Linked DNA regions of Homo sapiens: region 1 is linked to region 2. The links are chromatin contacts, found by Hi-C or POLR2A ChIA-PET in ENCODE. All regions are on one chromosome and are shown on one strand. The core of a region is the stretch at or near the end of the contact, and the rest is flanking DNA. Distances in the headings are between cores, read along the strand shown.

What was found. A loop is a pair of places that touch in the nucleus more often than their neighbours do. ChIA-PET counts read pairs that join two places held with the same protein, here RNA polymerase II (POLR2A). Pooled maps may share reads with other maps.
Region 1: a pooled map shows a loop between it and region 2 (2.1-fold over the local background). The contact joins the promoter of CLIP4 here to the promoter of WDCP in region 2. A Hi-C loop is called at or near these places in 1 of 50 pooled maps. POLR2A ChIA-PET finds 5 or more read pairs at or near these places in 2 of 52 experiments (GM12878 and PC-3).

Annotation. Positions count from the first base shown.
Region 1 is chr2:29,113,868-29,120,344 of GRCh38, reverse strand. CLIP4 (CAP-Gly domain containing linker protein family member 4) reads right to left here and starts at 4,930. Exons shown (of 16, transcript NM_024692.6): 1 at 4,680-4,930. It overlaps LOC105374386 (a long non-coding RNA gene), which reads left to right and starts at 5,601. Exons shown (of 3, transcript XR_007086265.1): 1 at 5,601-5,676. RefSeq lists silencers at 4,280-4,519, 4,710-5,069.
Region 2 is chr2:24,045,393-24,052,291 of GRCh38, reverse strand. It overlaps WDCP (WD repeat and coiled coil containing), which reads left to right and starts at 4,901. Exons shown (of 4, transcript NM_025203.3): 1 at 4,901-4,978. It overlaps FKBP1B (FKBP prolyl isomerase 1B), which reads right to left and starts at 2,551. Exons shown (of 4, transcript NM_004116.5): 1 at 2,406-2,551. The coding sequence starts at 2,442. It also overlaps the pseudogene RNU6-370P. RefSeq lists a silencer at 2,390-2,689.

The sequences.
Region 1 (6,477 bases), core at 3,681-6,180, 5.1 Mb before region 2:
AGCTCACTGTTGTCTTCCTAACTTGATTCATGTTTTCTTAATACTGGCAGGAACTGGTAAAAAGTAGGAGGCTTTCTTTTTCCTCAAAAATCGTATGCTTATATGGATATAGATGTTATATATTAGGTAACCTAATCCAGTTGTTACTATTTTAAGGTATTCACATTTTCTTGGATGCTAAAATTACTTACCACCAAATACTTAGAAGCATTTTGACATTAACCTTGCCACATAAATAGGAAAATGACAAGTTCATGGAATTAGTGTTATAGAGCAGCGGTGATCTTCCTCAAATACTATCAATTCCAAACAGTAATGAGTATTTATTAAGGAACCACTATATACAAGACACTATTCTAGATGTTTCAGCAAATACAAAAATGAGTTAACAGATGGTCCATGCTTCTTAGGTAGTTTACAATCTATTAAGGTGAATAAAATACCACTAATAACTATAGATTATGAGGCAGAATGGGATCTGCTCCATCACATAAGTACCAGGAACATTTGCAGTTGGAGCTTCTAAGAATCATAAATGGTGAAGAAGGTATCATCTGTGATGAGTCTTGAATGATGAATAGGTATCAATATAAAAGGGGATCCCATTAAAAGAACAGTAGGCTGGAACTTGGGATATGACTAGGAAAACAGTCAGAGGTGAGGCTGTAAGGGCTTTTTAGGGCTGTACTGAGGAGCAAATACCTCATCAAAGACCAAACCACTTACTTTCATGAGCACTGGGAAACTACTGATTTTTTTAAAGAGAGTAACATGATTAAAGCTGTTTTAGGAAAATTAATCTGACTATAATCACGGTTTGGGACTCAGACATGTTTTTATACTCTTAATTCTTCAGCAAAAAGATTCAGTGGATATCTGTCTGAGTCGGTTAAGAGGAGTCACCACATGACTTCCCTTTCAAAGGGTGGAGTCTCCCATTCAAAAAAAAAAATTTTAAGTGATCCCCAGAGCACCTTTCATTTCCTTGTAAACTGTTGAGATCCTCAAAGATACGAACTCTATCGTACACAACTAGCAGTCACCACAGGAGCTAGAATAGTGTGTTACACATATTTAACTAATATTCAAAGCTTAGATTCAAAGTGGAAAGAGGATTCATGCAATCAGATGTAACCAGCTTCATTCTTTTACATATTAGATACTTCAAGTCCAGAAGAAGCTACAATATTACCTGACCAATGCAGTGAACATTCTTTGTATTTTGTCTTTGTTGCGTTTTTCTCTAGTTACATTTCCTTATTTTCGTGAAAAACTTAACATTCTACCTTTTGTCCTCCCAAAGGAAACTATGTACCCCTATAAACTTCCTTATAGTCTCAGATTCATTTCCTAAAAGCAATTCCTGGATCTGAAGACCTACAACACCTGGACTCTTGGTCAAATGTCTAAGTATACTGATCTGAACTGAGTACACACTTTCATTCCAAATCCAACTATGGTTAACTGGTGATAACTGATTATAAAGTAAGCCTCAGGTTAAAAATATATATATATATATTGGCCCTGCCAGGCATGGTGGCTCACACCTGTAATCCCAGCACTTTCGGAGGCCATGGCAGGTGGATCACCCAAGGTCAGGCATTCGAGACCAGCCTGACCAACATGGCAAAACCCCATCTCTACTAAAAATACAAAAAATTCGCTGGGCATGGTGGAGGGCACCTGTAATCCCAGCTACTCAGGAGGCTGAGGCAGAAGAATCGCTTGAACCTGGGAGGCAGAGATTGCGGTAAGCCGAGATCCCGCCACTGCAGTCCAGCCTGGGCAAGAAGAGCGAAACTCCATCTCAAAAAAAAAAAAAAAAAATTGGCACTAATCAACTGTCTACAGAACAGGTGCCTCTGATACTAACAATAGCTAGAATCAAATTCCCCAAACTCTGATTTCTATAGGAATTTCACCCTACTCATCACTCCAAGTTAGCTGTTAGCAAAAGCATCTTACATAACGTGGCTCAAATACCTTGTGATTTTTTTTCCAAGACTCCTTGGTCCATGCTTTAACACAGAGCAGTAATAAATGGGGATGTCCACTAGCATCTTCAGGCTGGTTCAGGACTGTCTGGACCCCATAAAAGGGCCTTACTGAAGCCAGGAGACTTCAGATTTGAGATATGGTTCAAGAGTGTCCTTGAGTTATTCAACTAATAGGAGACCAAAGCTGTGTCTACATTAGCTGGAATCATGAGGCCCTTTCATTCAATTTCCTGTAATACTTTGTTATGAGTCATCATTCTCCTGAGATTCCAATCTCACCACGTAAGTATTTAAAGCATAACTCCAATGATCCTTTTATTTGCTACCTACATAACATCTGTACAATCTACTAAACAGGTATTTACAGTACTGAACACTTAGTTGGCCTTAGAGAGAATTAAAAATTGAAATACCTGCCCTGAAAAAGCTATTTATGCATTTAACAAATATTTATTCAGTTTTTCTTACTAAGTTCTAAGCTATGCAAAGGTAAAGAAACCAGATCTGTCCTTGCCCTCATATAAATTACAGCCTAGTGTTGATTCCTACCAGAAAGTTGAAAGTAGTAAGTGCTATGACCAAGGACAGCTGAGTCCTATGAAAGCACAGATTCAAGAGGGTCAACGAAGGCTTCCTGGAGACTAATAAGTTAAAGCTGTGGCATCTGACCAGCTAACTACTAGCCACATGTGACTATTTAAATTAATTTAAAAATTGGCCAGGTGCAGTGGCTCATGCCTGTAATCCCAACACTTCGGGAGGCCGAGATGGGCAGATCACTTCAGGTCAGGAGTTCGAGACCACCCTGGCCAATATGGTGAAACCCCACAGCAAAAATTAACAGGGTGTGGTAGCAGGCGCCTGTAATCCCAGCTGCTCGAGAGGCTCAGGCAGAACAATCGCTTGAACCTGGGAGGCAGAGATTGCAGTGAGGAGAGATCAGGCCACTGCACTGCAGCCTGGGTGACAGAGCAGAGCGAGACTCCGTCTCAAAAAAAAAAAACAAAAACAAAAAAAAGAGAGAGAGAAAAGGAAAAGAAAAAAAATATTAAAATTTCAGTGCTTCCACTGCTCTAGCCCCATTCAAGTGGTCAAAAGCTATATGTGGCTAGTGCTACCATATTGGGTAATGCAAAAAGAACATGTTTCTGGTCTCCGAAAGCTCTTCTAAACAGCACTGAAGGAAAACAGTGCAGCTCACTCTCCAGATGAGAAAACAATATACAAATGCCTGAAACAAGACACAAATAAAGGTTAACACACTAAAGCAAGCCTATAGCTCCATAGTTCATTATAAATAATTAACAAGGGAGCAGTAAGCCTAAAAGTAACCAGAGTTTGAGGTTTGAACAGGGAGAAAGAGTGAAGTTGATTTTATATAATCTAAAGATCACTAGTTTCAAACACGTGTCAAAATTGGAGTTGTCATAAGCTATGAGAGACAACATAGGTCACTTTTTTAAAAGCCCTTGCTGGTGGGACTGTATGTGGTAAACACAAAATGTCTGAAATGAATCCTACAAATAGAATACCATGGGCTAAATCTTCTACAAAACAGAAGTAAACACATTCCATGCATGGCTAGACTCAATCTTACAGTCCAGATAGACCGTATCAAATGAAAGCATTTAAAAAATGCATCATATTTACGAAAGCAAAATAAGCTGGAACCAGGATGGTTCTCCAACATAAAAACGCAGACCAACTAGACTCCAGCAGGTTCAAGTCTCTGCTTTCCTCCCCAGTTGCTCAATGCCCCGCACCACGTGATCCTGTGCTGTTTAGACGACTCACTTTAAATTGTGCACAAGATTCACAAACAACAAACGTCAAAGTGAAAGTGAAGTACAATTTAAGTGCTGGCGGATGTTCCTGAGGAAGGTGTTTACTGAAACCTTTCAAAGGCGCCCGTTTTATACGATGATGGTGCTACAATATGAACGCAGTCTAGTATCTCAGAACATACAGCAAGTTATTGTCCCATAGGAACATCATCCTCTGATACGTATCAAAACACTGTCTCAGCACAGAGCTGAAAACCAGAGTCTGGATGACGTGAACAGCCTGACATCTAATTCAAAGCTCTACCATCATAAGCAGTGAATGGGATCCTTAAGGATGCGGGCTCAGCTCCAGCGCTCCTTTCAACTTCCCCTCCCAGGTGCGGATGGTTCAGAATTAAGGGATCTCAGGTAGCCAAGGACTGCAAGGACAGCCATTTGGTTTAGCTTTGAAGACCCACTGGCCAAAGGTTTCTCGACAATTTAATGCGCAAGGGGAGTCAAGTGAGAAATGGGAAGAGGCCGCGTTGGAAAGCCACTGCGCGTGCGGGGACTCTCGGGGCAGCCGCGGCTGGCGGTCGTGGCCCAGAGCCCAGCTCCGCCGCCGGGTCCCGCACACCCCGCGCCCCTCAACCTAAAGTTGGGCCGTCCGTCAGCGGCCGCCACGAGGAGTCCCCATCCCCGCCGGGTGGGCCGCTCCGCCCCGAGAAGGCCTCCCCGCGGCCAGCGACACCGGTGCCCACGGGAGGCGGCCGCGGGGCTTCCACAGCCCCCAGCGCCTCTGCGCGACCCTCCCGGGGCCACTGACCTCCCCGCGGGCCCCCAGGGCCGCCCACCCCGGCCCCAACCCCGCCGCCGGCCAGCCCGCGGCCCGGGGGGGCCCCGCGCGCCCCCGGCCCACCTGCCTCCTCCGGGTCCTCTCGGAGCGGCCGGCTGGGGACGCGGGGGCGCGGAGGAAAGGCCGAGAGGCGCGCTCCCGCCGGCGCTGTCTCCCGTGGCCGCCCACGGAGCCTCCCGCCGCGCCGCTCCACACCTCTCCGGGCCCCTCCCGCTGCCTCCCACGCGGGGTGGGCGCGCGCGCAGTGCAGGCGGCCGGGCGGCGCGCAGGCCTCGGCCACGGCCCCGCGCACGCGCTGGGGACTCGGTGGGGACGGAGGAGGCAGCGCGCGCCTGCGCTGGCTCGCCTGGCTCCCGCGCCCCCGCACTCCCCAGCAGTCAGATGATCGGGCGCACGCGGGGCCGCGACCCCGGCTGACAGCGTCTGCGGGGTGTCGCAGTGTTACCTCCCCCGCCGCGAAGCCAGGCGGCCCCGGCACGCCGTGCGTGCCCACCGCCTTCACAGCCCTCAGCCTCGCGGCCTCACGTCTCTAACCTGCGGCGCCCCCACCAGCTGCTGGGGCCGGGGACCTAGTCTTACCCGTCTTGGGCTCCCCAGAGTCCAGCCGAGCGTGGTCAAGAGTACATCCACCAGTTCCCTGCTGGCAGCGCTTGCTGTAAAAGGCCTAATCCGTGCTACACCCACGTTGAGCAATTAGTTCATATCTCCTGCGGCTTTGCTGCCTCTTCACCCACGTTTTCTCCTGACCCCTTCTCCGTCTCCCAAGGACCAGACAGGGTGAAACTGTGCACCTAAAGTCGTGAACTCTGACAGCCTGACTCTCTGTCATCTGGTAACAAGAAAGCGTTACTGGACACATAGTGAGTCCCCTTAATGAGGAGACCTAGTAAGACCATGACCGAAGTTTGAAACATGGAGACAACAGTGTTACATCTATCAGCTGTCTCTGAGGCCTACAGCGGCTGCTTCATAGAGGCTGTACTTCTGTGTTCAGCGCGCACAGTGCCTGGCAGGAACAGATGTTGAATGAACGTCTGTCAGTGTCTCTGCAAGAGCAGAGGTAAGCGCTCACCGCACCCCGGAGCATCTTTTCCTGTTAGAATCATTGATTTCAGGGACTGGAAAAAGCCCCCTTCCCACTTGCCTGAATCCTCCTTACAGTGTCTTCCCACCAAGCAGTGGTTGAACACCTCCACTAACAAGGAACTCATTACCTTTTAAGGCAGCCATTTAATCTTTGATCAGCCTTTTGGAAATTTTCTACCTTAGGAGCTAAAATCCAGCTCCCTGCATCTCTCCCTCACTGGATTTTGTTTCTGCCCTGGGGACTCTTAAGTCTGACTCCAATTCATCCAAGACACACATTACCTGTCCCTTAGGCTACTCCTGATATGACCTGGTCACAATCCCACTCACCAGCATGTTGAGGGATTCTCTTGGATGCATTCCAGCTTGTCCAGAGCTCTCTTAAATGTGATTATCAGGAATGAGTGGGTGGCCTGCCAAGTGCGGAGAGGAAAGAGACTGCCACCTCTTCTTAGGTCCTATGCTTAACAACATTCACCATATCAAAATAGTTGCTAGGAGCAGTCACATCACATTGTTGAATCGGGTGGAGCACACTTGACTAAAACCCACAATATTTGAATACATGACCATCCCTGACCCTGGTCAGCTGCCAGTTTCTCTGTCTCTGCAGGCTCAGCATCTGCGAGTGCTCTCAGAGATAATGTGACACGGATACTTCCTCCTCCCTCTGAAGAGTCCACCTCCCTTTCCCTGCTTTCATCATACCCTCTTCTTGTCTGACCCACCCATCTCTTTAGCTGGTTAAAAGAAGGAAGGCAATCTGCCCTTGGTT
Region 2 (6,899 bases), core at 3,652-6,151:
ATGACATAATCTGAATTAAGATTTTATAACATCACTCTGGCTGCTATGTGTAGGATGGACGGTTAGGCGTCTGTTGCAATAATCCAGACAAGAAATCAATGATAGCTTGATTTAAGGTGGTGGCAGCAGAGAAGAGAGTGAAAGATTGGAGACATATTTTCGAAGCGGAGCTGACAGGTCATGCAATCAGACTGGAAATGGGGTCCAGGATGAGGACAAAGGAGACAACAAGAACGATGCTTGGGTTTTCTGTTTGGGCAACTGGATGAATAGTGCAACTATTTCCTGAGATAGGGAAGACGGGAGGAACAGATTTGTGCGGGTGGCAATCTTGAGATGCCTATTAGACATCTGAGTTTATATTGCAAGTAGGCAGATGAAGAGTCTGCACTGGAGGTATAAATTTGGCTGGAATTTAAAGCTACGGGGCTGGATACAAAGCCTAAGGAAGCCTAACCACAGAGCCGATATTTAGAGGACTCTATGGGATCCTGGAGGAGGGAGCAGCTAACTGACCACAGAAGTCAAGGAAAACATCATAGAGGAGAGAATGGTGAAGCCAGGTCTTGAAAGACAAGTAAGAGTTTGCCAGAGGAAGTGAAAAAACACCATCTGGGAAGAGGGAACAACATGTAACATGTTCAAAGGCCCTCAGTCCAGCAATAGCGGGAACCCTGTCTGTTTCAACTGTGTCACCTTAGGGCCTAGCACACACGTTCAATAAATATTTGCTGAACGAGTGGTGTGTTTGACAACTTGCAGGCAGCTTGGGAAAGCTGGAGGAAAAAGTTAGTGGTGGGCTTAGGACAGGTGGTGAGAGATGAAGCTCTAGTGTGGAAGATGAGAATAGACCATAGCACCAAAGGCCCCTCCTGGGGGAGAGGGAAGAATCATTAAAACATCTTCTGCCTGAGGGAGGGGCATAGTCAAACATGCATTTTTTTTCTTTTTTTTTTTTGAGATAGAGTCTTGCTCTGTCACCCAGGCTGGAGTGCAATGGCACAATCTCAGCTCACTGCAACCTCTGGCTCCCAGGGTCAAGTGATTCTCCTGCCCCAGCCTCCCGAGTAGCTGGGATTACAGGTGCGTACCACCATGCCCAGCTAATTTTTGTATTTTTAGTAGAGACGGGGTTTCAACATGTTGGTCAGGCTGGTCTCGAACTCCTGACCTTGTGATCCGCCCGCCTCAGCCTCCCAAAGTGCTGGGATTACAGGCGTGAGCCACTGCATTTTAAGAAGAGTCTTCAGGCTATGATATAGAAAGGGAGTGAATATGAGATTGGGGACGAGATTGAAAGCAGGGAGGAGAGACTGAAGATGGGGAGATTAGCTCAGGGGCTGCTGAGGGATGAAAAGGCCTCAGGGAGATGCTTTCTGGGACCCAGCAGCAATGTTTCCTGCGTGGGCAAAGAAGCCTGTACTCCAGGGGATATCTGAAGTAGTGGCTGGGATTGGACAAGGAAGATGGCCTGGAGCCAAGAAGTTATCCAATTTCCTGGGGAGGGGAGCTGTTCATATTAATAATATCTGATATGAAGTTTGCCCATCAAACCCTGCAGACAATGGGGGCTTTGGTATTAATTAAATTTCAAGAAATAAAGAAATGGCTATTCCTTGCACACCCAGACCCAGTAATACAAGGACTTGGGAAAGTGAGACACGGAAGGGGGATAAAGAGGATCACTTAGGAGAGAAGGTGGGAAGCGAGAGTTCTGTTTTGGACTTGCTGACCAGGGAGCACCCTGGGACGTCCAGGGAGAGGTTCGGCCGTAGGTCGCAGGGCTGGGCTTAGAAGCTTCAATGTGGAGGCCATGGGAGTGGACAGGGTGGCCAGGGAGTCTGAAAGCGGCGGCAGGATAAAGCGAGATCCGGAAGCGGGCAAGGGAGCGCTTCCCCCTTCCCCAGCCTGGGTCTGTCCCCACAGCCGCTCACAGCCCGGCCCGCAGGGAAGCGACCGAGGGGAGGCCCGGCGGGGGACGCGCTAGGAGGAGGTCCCCGAGCAGCGGGTATCCGAGAGCAGGTCCTGCTTTCCAGAGCTCGCCGAGTAGGGCAGGGAAAGCGAAGCCGAAACCCAGGCTGGGGTATCAGCAGCAGCGGATAACCGAACGACTGCAGCCGCGACAGGAGAAGCCCGGGGCGGTGGCGGGCCGCAGACCCCCGCCTCCGGGCCGCAGACCCCCGCCTCCGAGCTGCCGCCTACATTCCCCTAGGTGAGCGCGGAAGAGGATGGCGGAGGATGGTCTCCTAGACCCCCAAGAATCCCGTCCGGCGTCTCCGCCTGCCTTCCCCATCCAGCCCCCCGACCCTTCAGCACCCTCCACGCCACCTCCGAATCAGACCCCCGCCCTCCGGGCTCCGCCCCGGGACCCCTCCCCTCCCCTGGCTCCGGAGGGAGCCCGGTACCGTCTCCGGGGGAGATGGTCTCGATCTCCACGCCCATAGCGGTCCCACAGGCCCCGCCTCTGGGGGGTCCCTGCTGCTGCCCGACCCCGGCTCGGCTCCGGCCCCAGCCCCGCCGTCGCTCCGGCTCGCCTCCTCGCCGCCACTGCAGAGCCGGAGGAGGTGCGGCTGGAGTCGGGACCTGCGCGGGGAGGGGCCACTGGCAAGGGGGCGGCGGGGCGGAGCCGCGCGGAAAGGTGGGGTCGGCCGGGGCGGGGCCCGGGGGAAGGGACCCCGCCCGGCTGTTAGCGAGCCTGGCCCCGCCTGACGACATTAACCCACTGACCAGGGAGCGTGGTAAGCACAACCACATCCTCCATCCATCCATTCATTCGCGCATCCGTCCAATAGACATTTATTTAGCATCTAATCTGTAGTAAGCTCTGGGAAGTCAACCCAGTCCTACAGACTTGTGGGGGGTGGGGGGCAGAAGGGGCAAAGGCCGGCGATTAAACCATCATTTTATTTTTATTTTTATTTTAGACAGAGGATCTTGCTCTGTCGCCCAGGCTGGAGTCCAGTGGCGCGATCATAGCTCACAGCAACCTCGAACTCTTAGGCTCAAGCGATCCTTCTTCCTCAGCCTCCACCCAAGTAGCTGGGACTAGAGGCGCGAGCAACCACGCCCAGCTAATCTTTTATTTTTTATTTTTATTTTTTGTAGAAACGGGGTCTCGCTGTGTTGCTATCTAATGAAACCATCACTTTAATTAGATGCGCTCAGTGCCGTGCAGTTCAGAGCGTTGCGGAAGCACAGAAGAGGTTCCTACCCTCGCTAGGCGTCCTGGATCTGTAGGAGCAGAGCTGGGGGAGGGAGGGAGGACACCAGTAATTGCTGACTCTCCCCCATACCCCTAAACCCCTGTTCTCCATCTCGTGTAGTTCTGCTCGACGCACATTTATTGGGTACTCAATTTTCAAGGCAAAGAAATGCGCCCTGGGGATACCAATAGAATTAAGACAGGTTGGCTGTCTTCCAGGTACTAAGTCTGAGAGGGACGGGGACACACAGTTACTGCATGGAGTGATTAGTGCTGTGGAATGAATGAATGAATATGTAAATGAATTCTACTTTGAGTTCCTCCTCCACCAAAAAATACATTCAGGAATCTAGAAAAATATTTTTTGGAGGAGGTAATATTTGTTTAAAGGGTAATTGGGACTTTTAAAATTTTTTCCCCCTCATTATTACCTGCATTGTTCCAAAAATTGATGTGAGGCCAAGTATATCAATTTTTGGAACAATGGCTCACACCTGTAATCTCAACACTGTAGGAGACCGAGGCAGGAGGATTGCTTGAGCCTAGAAGTTCAAGACCAGCCTGGGTAACATAGCGAGATCCCGTCTCTCTCTCTCTCCTTTTTTTTTTTTTTTTTTTTGAGACAGAATCTTCACTCTGTCGCCAGGATGGAGTGCAGTGGCACAATCTCGGCTCACTGCAACCTCCGCCTCCCAGGTTCAAGCGATTCTCGTGCCTCAGTCTCCCAAGTAGCTGGGATTACAGGCGTGAGACACCAGCGTTCGGCTAATTTTTAAATTTTTAGTAGAGACAGGGTTTCACCATGTTGGCCAGGCTGGTCTCGAACTCCCGACCTCAGGTTATCCGCCCGCCTCAGCCTCCCAAAGTGCTGGGATTACAGGCATGCCATCTTTATTTTTAAAAAAAGAAAAGAAAAGAAAAAGAAAAACATAAAAACTGATGTGAAGATATGATTCTCCTGAGTGGCACTGGAAGATAGGCATGGGGAGAAAAGCCTGGCAAACTGGTCCAGAATGAGCCCCAAGGGTGTTCTTCCTCCATTTCCTCATCCCCACTCTCCCGGATGCTTAGGTCCCAGATGAGGTTGTCTGCATCCCTGAAGGTGTTCTGGCTGTGTTGTTAAAGAAAGATGATTGTCGACTGTACTGTGAGGGTCAGGACCTGGAATTCCTCATAGGTCTGAAGAAGCCTAAGGGACGCACTAAATCCATAGGCTGCGGCCAGAGCAGGCACGCTTAGGGTCGGGGTAGAACAGGGATTTGTAGCTGGGACAGGCCCATGCAGCGGCTTCAGCTCAATGCACAGTATTTTGTGTACAGATAAGAACATTTTCCTGAGAGATTTTATCAGATTTTAAAGAAGGTTAAAAAGCCGTGGTGATCCTAGGGCTCCTGGACTCCTTAGACAAGAGAACCGACGAGAAGTGGGGAAAGAGCTCAAGTGCTTAAGGGAGGGAAAATGTGGCGGGCTTGCGGTCGGTGGTTTTACGGGGACTACCACTCCCAGCGATCCGTGCGGCAGAGCCAGAGCTTATTGGCCAGTGGGACGAACCCTCTGCTAATGTGCATATTCAAAAGCCAATAGACGGGGCCATCTCGGAGCGTGCCTATCCTATCAGAGGACCACCCACCTATCAGAGGACCGATATCACCGCCCACCTATCAGAGGACTGAGGGCCGGTGCTTCCGGTGGCTGCCCAGAACTTCTTATGTGCGGCGGCGTGATGTTGGGCGGCCACAGAGAGATTGGTGTTTTTGTGAGGCAGTGAGACCTAAGGTATTTCATCTCCACTGCTGCCGGGCCTGGCGGGTGTGGGGAGGCTGTAGGGGGTCAGGAGGGAAGTGGATCGGCTCTTGGTGGGTAGGGGGCGGGAAGGAGGAGATTCAGGCGTGCAGAGAGGATGAGGAGAATGGGGCGGGCCGCGTGTGAGGGGTCGCGGGATGAGGATCGAGCTAGGGGTGGGTGTAAATGAGGGATTATGACCGTGACTCGTGAATAACACTCCTGGGAATATGTCCCAAGGAAGTCATCCAAAGTCAGGAAATGCTTTAAGCCTTAAGACCTCGGTCCGAGCTTTATTTATAGCGGGTAGCGGGATAAAGTTGGGTACAGCTAGGAGCAGTTCAGTACATTATGTCACTTCACTGAGTGTATGTGAAGTGGCCTCTAAAACTAATTTATTAAACTTTTAAATAACATAGGGAAATGCTAATATATAATGTTAGATGAAAACCGTGATACAAAGTTGCACAGTATAACTGAAAAAGTTTGACAGCCAAACTATGCATAGAAGAGTCTAGAGGGATTAGTCATAATTTTCTTTGGATGAATGTTTTTTCGTTAACTCTTCTTAATTTTTTTCTTGTGTATGATTTTTGTTTCCAAATAAGTGTAAAGAACTTGAAATCATTTTATAGTGGAAATACAATAAACTTGGAAAACAAGTTGGGGGAGGGATGTACTTTTGTTTAAACCTGCTGGAAATGCCAGTTCACCTGAATCCCTTGATTCTCGTCATGAGTTGTCTTTAAAGAAGATGAAAAACAGAATTAAATGGTTATATACTGAGCACCGGCTCTTAGTTTTCTGACCACCTCTCCGGAGACCTGAACTAATACAGTGGTCTTTTCCCTCCTAAAACACCCAGGGTTCTTGATTTCATGTTCTCCAAAAAACTTATACTCTGGAGATTGTGAAACAATAGGTATACAATTAGTTTCAGGCAAAATCAGTAGCGTTGGGGAATGCCTGAAGAGCATTTAAACCTTGGTCCTCCTGGCCCTCTGATCTTATACAGTGAGGTTCTCCACTACCTTGACTTTAATGATTAACCCTATGTCAGTGATTTCCAAATCCTTACCTCTGACTGCCTAAGGTACATTGGTACCATGTAGACATCTTACATGAAGCACATGTTAATTTCAATTTGTCACATACTACACACGTTCCTCCCCTACTGCCCCCACCCCCACCTCCCCAACAGGGTCTCACTCTGTCACCCAGGCTGGAATGCAGTGGTGTGATCATAGCTTACTGTAACCTTGAACTCCTGAGCTCAAATCCTCTCAGCCTCCATAGTAACTAGGACTGCAGGTGTGGGACGCTGCACCCAGCTAATTTTTATTTTTATTTTTATTATTTTTTATTTTCCTTTTTTATGGAACGCTTCACAAATTTGCAAGTCATCCCTGTGCAGGGGCCATGCTACGCTCTGTATCATTTCAGTCTTAGTATATGTGCTGCCAAAGTGAGCACCCACCTCATTTTTAAAAATTTTTCTGTAGAATTGGGGTCTCCCTGTGTTGCCTAGGCTGGTCTTGAAATACTGGCATCAAGTGATCCTCCCACCTCAGCCTCCCAAAGTGCTGGGATTACAGGTGTTAGCCACTGTGCCTGCCCTTCCTTTCCTTTCTTCCTTCCCTCCCCCTCCCCCTTCCTTCCTTCCTTCCTTCCTTCCTCTCTCTCTCTCTTTTTTTTTTTTTTTTTTTTGAGATGGAGTCTTGCTCTGTCACCCAGGCTGGAGTGCAGTGGCGCAAACTCGGCTCACTGCAACCTCCGCCAGCCGGGTTCAAGCGATTCTCCTGCTGCAGCCTCCCAAGTAGCTGGAACTACAGGCACACACCACCACGCCCAGCTAATATTGTATTTTTAGTAGAGACAGGGTTTCACCATGTTGGCCAGGGTGGTGTCGAACTCC